Regions from separate parts of the Homo sapiens genome. Here region 1 is linked to region 2. The links are chromatin loops, found by intact Hi-C in ENCODE. Cell type or tissue: thyroid gland. All regions are shown on one strand. Links, peaks and the distances in the headings refer to the core of each region. The heading gives the core; the rest is flanking DNA. Region 1 has its middle 15 kb from the start of LINC03006. Region 2 overlaps LOC124901659 (a long non-coding RNA gene).

Region 1 (5,377 bases), core at 126-5,125, 47 kb before region 2:
TCTAAACTTCACTTTTTACTCTCAACTCCAATTGGTTCTTTTTTATTTTATAAAAACTTTGTTAGAATTAGGCTTATATATTTCCTTGTTGAATTAACAGAATAATTTTATTTAACATCACTCTCTAGTGTGACTGAAAGCCTCTAATCCTTTACTATGATTTGTTTATGGGCATATTTCTTTTTACAGCTATGATAATTATTTCATTTTGTGTGGTTTCTCAAAAATACATGTGTTTCTGATCTCAGAGAGTTCCTGTACTAGAGCCCTTCAGATTTGGTGCTAATATCATGAAGTAAGAATTTGAGACAAATCTTGAGATGTTAGAGGAAAGCCGATCTAAGAACAAAGACATTAATTATTAATAAATAATTAAATTATTTATTAATTAATTAATTTCAAGTTGACATTTAAGTTGAGGTGTGGAGGTGAAGGAGACAGTTGGATAAATAAGTCTGGAAGTAAGGAGAAAGATCTGGCAATAGATATAATTTTGGATTTTGGGTTTTTTTGTTTTTTTGTTTTTTTGTTTTGTTTTTTTTGAGACGGAGTCTCGCTCTGTCACCCAGGCTGGAGTGCAGTGGTGCGATCTCGGCTCACTGCAAGTTCCGCCTCCCGGGTTCACGCCATTCTCCTGCCTCAGCCTCCCAAGTAGCTGGGACTACAGGTGCCCACCACATGCCCAGCTAATTTTTTTTTGTATTTTTAGTAGAGACAGGGTTTCACCGTGTTAGCCAAGATGGTCTCGATCTCCTGACCTCGTGATCCGCCTGCCTCAGCCTCCCAAAGTGCTGGGATTACAGGTGTGAGCCACCATGCCCAGCCTATAATTTTGGATTTTATAGTTGTGTTTTGATAGCAATTGTTGATATCACCAAAATAATTCATCAGTGAGCTCCCTGAGAGCTCCCCGACTTTTCTTTTTAAAGAAACAGGGTCCACTGGGTGCGGTGGCTCACACCTGTAATCCCAGCATTTTGGGAGGCTGAGGCAGGTGGATCACCTGAAGTGGGGGGTTCAAGACCAGCCTGACCAACATGGAGAAATCCCATCTCTACTAAAAATACTCAGTTAGCGGGGCGTGGTGGCATGCACCTGTAATCCCAGCTACTTGGGAGGCTGAGGCAGGAGAATCACTTGAACCCAGGAGGCAGAGGTTGCAGTGAGCCAAGATTGCACCATTGCACTCCAGCCTGGACAACAAGAATGAAACTCCATCTCAAAAAAAAAAAAAAACAAAGAAAAAGAAAAGAAACAAAGAAACAGGGTCTTATGTTGTCTGGGATGGACTAGAACTCCTGGGCTCAAGTTATCCTCCTGCCTCAGTCTCCTAAATAGCTGGGGCTACAGGCACATGCCACCATGCCCAGCTTTGAGCCACTCCCAACCATCAGGCTGCAAAATATTTAAATGTTACATACAGAGGTACAAGGGAGATCTATATATAAATAGCACGATATAAATTGCTTGAATCTTTCTTTTTAGAGTTTTGTTTGGATGTGGCTTCAGAGCAGGGATTAGTCAATTCATTTTTACTTTTTTTTTTGGTGGATTCTCATTCTGTCGCCCAGGCTGGAGTGCAGTGTCACGATCTTGGCTCACTGCAGCCTCTGCCTCCCAGGTTCAAGCAATTCTCTTGCCTCAGCCTTCTGAGTAGCTGGGACTACAGGTGCCTGCCACAACACCCGGCTGATTTTTTTTTTTGGTAGAGACAGGCTTTCACCATGTTGGCCAGGCTGGTCTTGAACTCCTGACCCAAGTGATCCACCTGCCTCAGCCTCCCAAAGTGTTGGGATTACAGGCATGAGCCATCGCTCCTGGCCCTTGTTTTACATTTTTAAATTACAGTTTTTATACCTATTCAAAAGTAGAGAAAATAGTACAGTGAACGCTAAAATACCCATTCCTCAATTTCTGTGATCATTAAGATTGTCCCACATTTTGTTCTTCTATTCCTTTACCTCCCTTTGCAGGAATATTGTAAAGCAAATCAGTCATCACCATCATTTTATCTGTTCAGTGTGCATCCCCGAACAGCATTAACATTTTCTTACACAGCTACTATCTCATCACATCTGACAAAATTACAATGATTTTTTGGTGTCAGCTCATCTGTAACCCTTAGTTGAGTTTCCTCACTCTTTTTTTTTTTTGGAGACAAAGTCTTGCTGTGTCACCCTAGGCTGGAGTGCAATCTCAGCTCACAGCAGCCTCTGCCCCCTGGGCTCCAACAATTCTCCTGCCTCAGCCTCCTGGGTAGCTGGGATTACAGGCGCACGCCACCATGCCCAGCTAATTTTTGTATTTTTAGTAGAGACAGGGTTTCACCATGTTGGCCAGGCTGATCTCGAACTCCTGACCTCAGGTAATCTGCCCACCTCGTCCTCCCCAAGTGCTGCGATTACAGGTGTGAGCCACCATGCCTGGCCAAGTTTCCTTACTCTTACCTGAACAGTATCTCATTTCCTCATTATCTGAAAAATTTTGCTTTAAATCTGGGTCCAAACAGTCTTCATGTGCTAACTTTGGTTGTTATGCCTCTTTTAATCAAAACTGGCCTCTGCTTACTATTTTTATTTCCCATTTCATGAATTCTTTGTGGAAAGTTATTTCTTTTAAAACAGCATGCTCATGAGGTTGAAGGGGTAAAGAACATTGATCTTGTGGTTGCAGTGTGGATGAAAATTCAGCCTGAAATATGCCTGTTTGCAGCAGCCAGTGGAGGAGGGTTATTAATTTCACAAGCAGATAGTGGCAAAAGGCTGCTTCCAAATAGTATTTGCAGGCCAGCTGCGGTGGCTCACACCTGTAATCCCAGCACTTTGGGAGGTCAAGGTGAGCAGATCGCTTGAGGTCAGGAGTTTGAGACCAGCCTGGCCAACATGGTAAAACCCCATCTCTACTGAAAAGTACAAAAATTAGCCAGGCGTGGTGGCGGGCACCTGTAATCTTAGCTACTCAGGAGGCTGAGGCAGGAGAATCACTTGAACCCAGGAGGCGGAGCTTGCAATGAACCGAGATCATGCCACTGCACTCCAGCCTGGGTGACAGAGCGAGACTCCATCTTGGAAAAAAACAAAACAAAACAACAAAAAAAAAAACAAACAAAAAAAAACAAATAGTATTCAGGTTGTGTTCTTTATCGTCTATAATTTTTTTCTCTTCTTCCTAAGAATATTGAAAAACAAAGTTTAATATTTTAAGATCTTAGAGTTATTAAGATTGTCTTAGGATCAGGACACTTAAATCTGCCAAAATCTGGTTGGTAATAATGGGTCATTTATTTTTATTATTTTTTTTTAATTTTTAAAATTTTTATTTCTCAGCCTTGAGATTCTGATATGTAAAAATGCAAGTATCTTCAAAGATAGAAAACATATACAGATATCACTAAGATGGCAGAACTCAGTATATACAATCATGGAGCAGTGCCTTATACCAGCCCTCCAGCTAACTGCAGCTGCAAGCATGACTCTCATGCTGTCTTGTACTTAGTGTTCAACTAGTGACCCAGCTTCCTCAATCATGGGGAAGGGCCATCAGCAAATGGCACTCAGGCATGGGGGCTTGAGAAAAGATCCCACACACTCAATGGCATGTTAGACATTTCATGAAAGGATTAGGTGTGTTACCCCCGGCTTTCTCCCCCAGAGTTTATCGAGACTGATAATAAAGTAAATGCATTATAAGCCACACATACAAGTTGTGGAGTCAAGGAAACAGAGTGACTTTTCTGTGTGTCCTATTTTATAGGCTTTAATTAAATTATTTGTGGCCTTGGATTGGGGGCAGGATTTGGTTATTATTATTTTTTATTATACTTTAAGTTCTGGGGTACATGTGCAGAACGTACAGGTTTGTTACACGTACCATCGTGGTTTGCTGCACCCATCAGCCTGTCATCTACATTAGGTATTTCTCCTAATGCTGTCCCTCCCCTAACCCTGCACTCCCCGAGAGGCCCTGGTGTGTGATGTTCCCCTCCATGTCCATGTGTTCTCATTGTTCAACTCCCACTTATGAGTGAGAACATGCAGTTGTTGGTTTTCTGTTCTTGTGTTAGTTTGCTGAGAATGATGGTTTCCAGCTTCATCCATGTTCCTGCAAAGGACATGAACTCATCCTTTTTCATGTCTGCATAGTATTTCATAGTGTATATGTACCACATTTTCTTTATCCAGTCTATCATTGATGGGCATTTAGGTTGGTTCCAAGTTTTTGCTATTGTGAATAGTGCCGCAATAAACATACATGTGCATGTGTCTTTATGGTAGAATGATTTATAATCCTTTGGGTATATACCCAGTAATGGGATTGCTGGGTCAAATGTTATTTCTGGTTCTAGGTCCTTGAGGAATCATTACACTGTCTTCCACAATGATTGAACTAATTTACACTCCCACCAAAAGTATAAAAGCGTTCCTATTTCTCCACATCCTCTCCAGCATCTGTTGTTTCCTGACTTTTTATTGTTTGCCATTTTAACTGACATGAGATGGTATCTCATTGTTTTTGATTTGCATTTCTCTAATGACCAGTGATGAGCATTTTTTCATGTTTGTTAGCTGCATAAATATTATATTTTAGATTATTCCTGCTTTCTCTTATGGGCATTTAGTGCATTAGTCATTTAGTGCTATAAATTTCCCTCTAAACACTGCTTTAAACGTGTCCCAGAGATTCTGATATGTTGTGTCTTTGTTCTTACTGGTTTCAAAGGACATCTTTATTTCTGCCTTAATTTCGTTATTTACCCAGTTCTCATTCAGGAGCAGGTTGTTCAGTTTCCATGTAGTGCGGTTTTGAGTGAGTTTCTTAATTTTGAGATCTAATTTAATTGCACTATGCAGTGAGAGCCTGTTTGTTATTATTTCCATTCTTTTGCATTTGCTGAGGAGTGTTTTACTTCTAATTATGTGGTCAGTTTTAGAATAAGTGTGATGTGGTGCTGAGAAGAACGTATATTCTGTGGATTTGGGGTGGAAAATTCTGTAGATGTCTTAAGTCTGCTTGGTCCAGAACTGACTTCAAGTCCTTAATATCCTTGTTAATTTTCTGTCTCATTGATCTGTCTAATAATGGGTCATTTATACTTGCCTTTGCTTTAAGCCTGCTTCAATAGTTAGTAAATATGTTTCTAGAGTTTTTCCAATTTAAAAAAATTGACCTGCACCTTGCTTTGGATTGTACTAAAATCTGATTTCAACACAAGCATAGTCTCCTGAATTGCTTTGGTTTTGTTCAGCTGAAGCCTTGGGGAGCACTGAAGCCAAGGTTCTACTGTACCAAAAATTTGAAGGCCATGCGAATGATCTGTATGCGGAAGGACTACCAGAAAACATTCCTTTCAGAAGTCCCTCGTGGTATGGAATCCCAA
Region 2 (5,377 bases), core at 186-5,185:
GAGGATTGCTTAAATTCAGGAGTTTGAGACCAGCCTGGGCAACATGGTGAAAACCTGTCTCTACAAAAAAAAAAAAAAAGCCGGGTGTGGTGTTGTGTACCTATAGTTCTAGCTACTAGGGAAGCTGAGGTGAGAGGATGCCTTGAGCTGGGGACTGGGGAGGCTTAGGTTGTAGTAAGCTGAGATTGTGCCACTGTACTCTAGCCTGGACAAAAGAGCCAGACCCTGTCTCAAAAAAAAGAAAAGAAAGATGCCCAGGGCAGGGTAACTTTGGGAGCACAGAGCTCCCATGCCCTCTGTTGAACATGCTACCCTCCCAGAATCTCCTGCGTTCAACAACCCCAGAAGCTCTGCAAACCCTGTTGTTCAGGGTGTTTATGGAGGCTTTATCATGCAAGCACGATTGATAAAATCTTTGGCAGTTGGTGATTAAGTCAATCTCCAGCCCCTCTTCCTCCTGGAGTTCAGTGCATGAGGCTGAAAGTTCCAAGCCTCTAATCATGTGGTTGCTTTTTCCGGCAATCAGTCCTCCTCCTGAAAAAATCTAGGAGCTTGCAGTCACCCAGTCATCTCAACAACATCACCAAATGCATTCTTGTCATGCTGGAGATCCCAAAGTTCTTAAAGGCTCTTGTGTCAGAAACCTGGGACCAAGACCAAATATTAAAACAAAAGATGCTCCTATCACCTCTAACACTGAGGTCTTTATAAGGGCTTTAGAAGCCCTCTACCAGGAACCAGGGACAGAGACCAGATATATATTTCTTTTGTTTTCTTTTTTTGAGGCGGAATCTCCCTGTGTCATCCAGGCTGGAGTGCAGCGATGTGATCATAGCTCACTATAGCTTTGACCTCCTGAGCTCAAGCAATCCTCCTACCTCAGCCTCCCAAGTAGCTGGGACTACACGTGCATGTCACCCATGCCCAGCTCATCTTTGTAGAGATGAAATTTAGTTATGTCGCCCAGGCTGATCTCAAACTCCTGGGCTAAAGTGATCGTCTTACCTCAGCCTCTCAAGTAGCTGGGACTACAGGCACACACCACATCCAGCTCACATTTATTTTCATTTTTTTCTAGAGGTGGGGTCTCTCTATGTTGTTCAGGCTAGTTTCAAACTTTGGGTCTCAGATGTTCCTTCTGCCTTGGTCTCCCAAATTGTTGCGATTATGTGTGGCAGCCACCATGCCCAGCAATCACAAGAGTCTTTATAAAAGAAAGAGGGTAGGAGAGTCAGAATTGGAGCAGGAGATGTGGTGATGGAAGCAGAGGTCAGAGAGGGAGATTTGAAGATGCTTCACTTCTGGCTTTGAAGATGGAGTCAGGGGCCATGATCCAAGGAATGGGGGTGGCTTCTAGAAGCTGGAAAAGCCAAGGAAACACTTTAGAGCCTTCAAAAGGAATGCAGCCCTGCTGACACCTTGACTTTAGCCTTAATAAATCTAGTTTGGGCTTCTGGCCCCCAGAACTGTAAGATGGTAGATTTGTAGTGTTTTAAGCCACTAAATTTAGGAAATTGCAAACTATGTTGCAGCAGCAAGAAGAAAGGAACATGAAGCCAGGCATGGTGGCTTATGCCAGCAATCCGTAGGAATTTTAGGCAGGAGGATCACTTGAGGCCAGGAATTCAAGACCAGCCTATGCAACACAGTGAGACCTTGTGTCTACTAAAAAAAAAAAAAAAAAAAAAATTGGCCAGGCGCGGTGGCTTATGCCTGTAATCCCAGCACTTTGGAAGGCCGAGGTGGGTGGATCACCTGAGGTCAGGCGTTCAAGACCAGCCTGGCCAACATTGCAAAACCCCATTTCTACTAAAAATACAAAAACTAGCCGGGCATGGTGGCACATGCCTGTGATCCCAGCTACTTGGGAGGTTGAGGCAGGAGAATTACTTGAATCTTGGAGGTAGAAGTTGCAGTGAGCCAGGATCACACTATTGCACTTCAGCCTGGGCAAGAAGAGTGCAACTCCATCTCAAAATAAAATAAAATAAAATACTAAAAAAATTAGCCAGGCATGATGGTATGCACCTGTAGTCCCTGCTACTAGGGAGGCTGAGGTGGGAGGATCGCTTGAGCCTGGGAATTTGAGGTTGCAGTGAGCTGTGATTGTGCCACTGCACTCCAACCTTGGTAACAAGAGTGAGATCTTGTCAAAAAAATGAAGGGAGGTGGGGGGAGGGAGGGAGGACAGGGGAGGGGAGGGGAGGGAAGAAAAGAAAGAAGGAGGGAAGAAATTAGCATGGTGGGCATGGGGACAGATGGCAATGTTAAATAGTATGATCAGGAGTGGCCTCCTAAGTGAAAATTAAGCCAAGACTTGAAGGAGGGCAAGGAGCTGGCCAAGGTGCTGAGGGAAGAGGATTGTGGGCAGAAACAACTGAATAAACTGTCTGAGGTGTGTCTGAGGCTCTGGAAGGAGGCCAGTGGAGCAGAAGGAAAGAGGGAGAGAATTAGGGCAGGAGGCCAGGGAGTTGCTGGGCAGGGATCAGTACAGACTGTGTAAGCCCTGGGAGGTTATTGCTGGGCCAGATAGGAAATTGAAGAGGGTTCTGAGCAGAGAGGCGACATGATCTGTCTGCCGATTTAAAAGCATTCTCTGGCTGCTGAGTTGAGAAAGACTGTGGGAAGATTTGGGTAGAAGCATGGGGGCCAAGCTGTGGCAACATCCAGGCGGAAGATGATAGTAGTCTTGACCAGGGTCATGGTGGTGTTGAGAGATGGTCAGAGGAGAGAAGTAGGAGAGGAGGCCAGGGAGTCGGTGGGTGGGGATCTTCAGTATGTGTTGAAGACAGTCAACAGGATTTCCTGACAGACTGGATGTGGGGTGTAAGAGAAGGCAGGGGTCAAGGTTGAGTTAGATTCTTACTGAATTATGAAGTAATTTTAAAAACGACTACTGCCTTTCTCAATCCTGTCAAGTATGGGATGCTAGATTAAAGAAATCTCTTCAGGCTCAGTACAGTGGCTCATGCCTGTAGTCCCAGCTGTTTGGAAAGCAGAAATGGGAGTATCTTTTAAGGACAGGAATTCAAGACCAGCCTGGGCAACATAGCAAGACCTCCTCTCTACAAAAATATTTTTCTTTTTTTTTCTTTTTGAGATGGAGTTTTGCTCTTGTTGCCCAGGCGGGAGTGCAATGGCTCAATCTCGGCTCACCGCAACCTCCACCTCCTGGGTTCAAGCGATTCTCCTGGGTTCAAGTGATTCTCCTGCCACCTCAGCCTTCCTGAGTAGCTGGGATTACGGGCATGCACCACCACGCCTGGCTAATTTGGTATTTTTAGTAGAGACGGGGTTTCTCCATGTTGGTCAGGCTGGTCTCGAATTCCCAACCTCAGGTGATCTGCCCACCTCGGCCTCCCAAAGTGCTGGGATTACAGGCATGAGCCACCACACCCGGCCAAAAATATTTTTCAATATTTAATAAAATAAAATAAATGTAGCTACGCATGGTGATATGTACTTGTAGTCACAGCTACTCAGGAGGCTGAGGTGGGCAGATCTCTTGAGGTGTCAGGAGTTTGAGGCCAGCTTGGGCAACGTAGCAAGACCCCTCACTCTACAAAAAATTTAAAAAATAGCCAGGTATGGTGGCACTCAACGCTAGTACCAGCTACTGGGGAGCTGAGGCAGGAAAATGGCTTGAGCCCAGGAGGTCGACCCTGCAGTGAGCTACAAGTGCATAGCCACATTCCAATCTGGGTGACAGAGCAGGACCTGTCTCACAACACAAATAGAAATACAAATAAAATAATAAAATCTCAAGTCAGAGACTTTTGTCTCTGCAGCCCTTGCAACCCCAGAGCCGTGCAGTGGGGTTTGTGTCACTGGGAATGAGGAGACCCTTGCCCAGTGTTGTTGCCTGACTAATCAGTGTTTTAAAAAATATATTAATCAGGGTGGGCACAGTGGCTCATGCCTGTAATCCCGGCACTTTGGGAGAGCCAGGCGGGTGGATCACCTGAGGTCAGGAGTTCAAGACTAGCCTGGCCAACATGGCAAAACTCTGTCTCTACTAAAAAAATACAAAAATTAGCCAGGCATGGTGGCAGGCGTCTGTAATCCCAGCTACTCGGGAAGCTGAAGCAGGAGAATCACTTGAACCTGGGGGGCAGAGGTTATGGTGAGCCGCGATCACGCCACTTCACTCCAGCCTGGATGAAAGAACGAGACTCCGTCTCAAAAAAAAAAAGTATTATATCAACATGTAATTGTTTTATTATTAATATTTAATGAATAATAAAATTTTTTTTTTTCAAGACAGAGTCTCACTCTGTCACCAGGCTGGTATGCAGTGGTGCGATCTCAGCTCACTGCAACCTCCGCCTCCTGGGTTGAAACGATTCTCCTGCCTCAGCCTCCCGAGTAGCTGGATTACAGGCGTGTGCCACCACGCCCACCTAATATTTGTATTTTTAATAGAGGCGGGGTTTCACCATGTTGGCCAGGATGGTCTTGATCTCTTGACCTTGTGACCCGCCCACCTCGGCCTCCCAAAGTGCTAGGATTACAGGCATGAGCCACTGCGCCTGGCCAAATATTTTAAAAATTTTGTCTTGTATTACTTATATCAACATGTAATAGTTTTATTATTATGTAATGAATATTTTTAAAATTTTGTCTTATTTTCTAATTTTAATATAATTATTTATATAAAGAAAAAGTCTTAGAGATCTTCAATAAAGTTAAAAAATGTAAAGGGATGCTAGACCCCGAAAGATTGAGAACTTCTAGTTTAGAAATATTCAGAATAAGCCACATACAACTTGCACTTGGTCTATTTTCTTTCTTTCTTTTTTGTTTTAGTAGATGGGATCTCACCCTGTCACCCAGGCTGGAGTACAGTGGTGCAATCACAGCTCACTGCAGCCTTGAACTCCTGGGCTAAGGATCCTCCTGCCTCAGCTTCCTGAGTAGCTGGGACCGTAGGTATACATGATGACATCTGGCTAATTTTTAAATTATTTTGTAGACATGGGGTCTCACTTTGTTGGCCAGGCTGGTGTCAAACTCCTGGCCTCAAGTGACCCTTCTACCCCTGCCTTCCATCCTAGAGGTATGAGCCACCACAAGGAGCACTTGTTCAATTTTCTAAAAAAATAAAAAAATTCTAAAGTAAGGCTATGAGATGATGGCAGGAAGATAAAAGTAGAAAAACAGAAGAATAAGTTCAAATGACTTATTCACACATATTCTTTTGATAGCAATAATAACTTAGTAGATAGATTTCTTTCAAACAGAAAGCAAATAAACAATGTACAGGAACTTCAACACACACTATACAATATTTCCACGTTGCTGACATCAGTTGTGTAAATTCTTCGTGGTTTACTTGACTGTCGCTATCGGTAGTTGGCTTCTCTGATCATTTTTATCA

What was found. Peaks named below come from ENCODE experiments on the same cell type or tissue, not always from the same donor. Only the 100,000 strongest peaks of a DNase experiment are listed, where the experiment ranks them.
Region 1: it touches region 2 in a loop (3-fold over the local background); 1 of 110 quality-filtered maps calls a loop at or near these places.

Annotation. Positions count from the first base shown.
Region 1 is chr7:65,782,834-65,788,210 of GRCh38, forward strand. It overlaps the pseudogene GTF2IP5. Among named protein-coding and RNA genes, the nearest start is that of LINC03006, 15 kb to the left of the region's middle. In thyroid gland, for the core only: no CTCF peak of the experiment used is centred there; no DNase peak of the experiment used is centred there.
Region 2 is chr7:65,830,085-65,835,461 of GRCh38, forward strand. LOC124901659 (a long non-coding RNA gene) reads left to right here. Exons shown (of 4, transcript XR_007060364.1): 4 at 4,807-4,929. Among named protein-coding and RNA genes, the nearest start is that of LINC03129, 6.9 kb to the right of the region's middle. In thyroid gland, for the core only: no CTCF peak of the experiment used is centred there; a DNase peak (open chromatin) is centred at 2,403.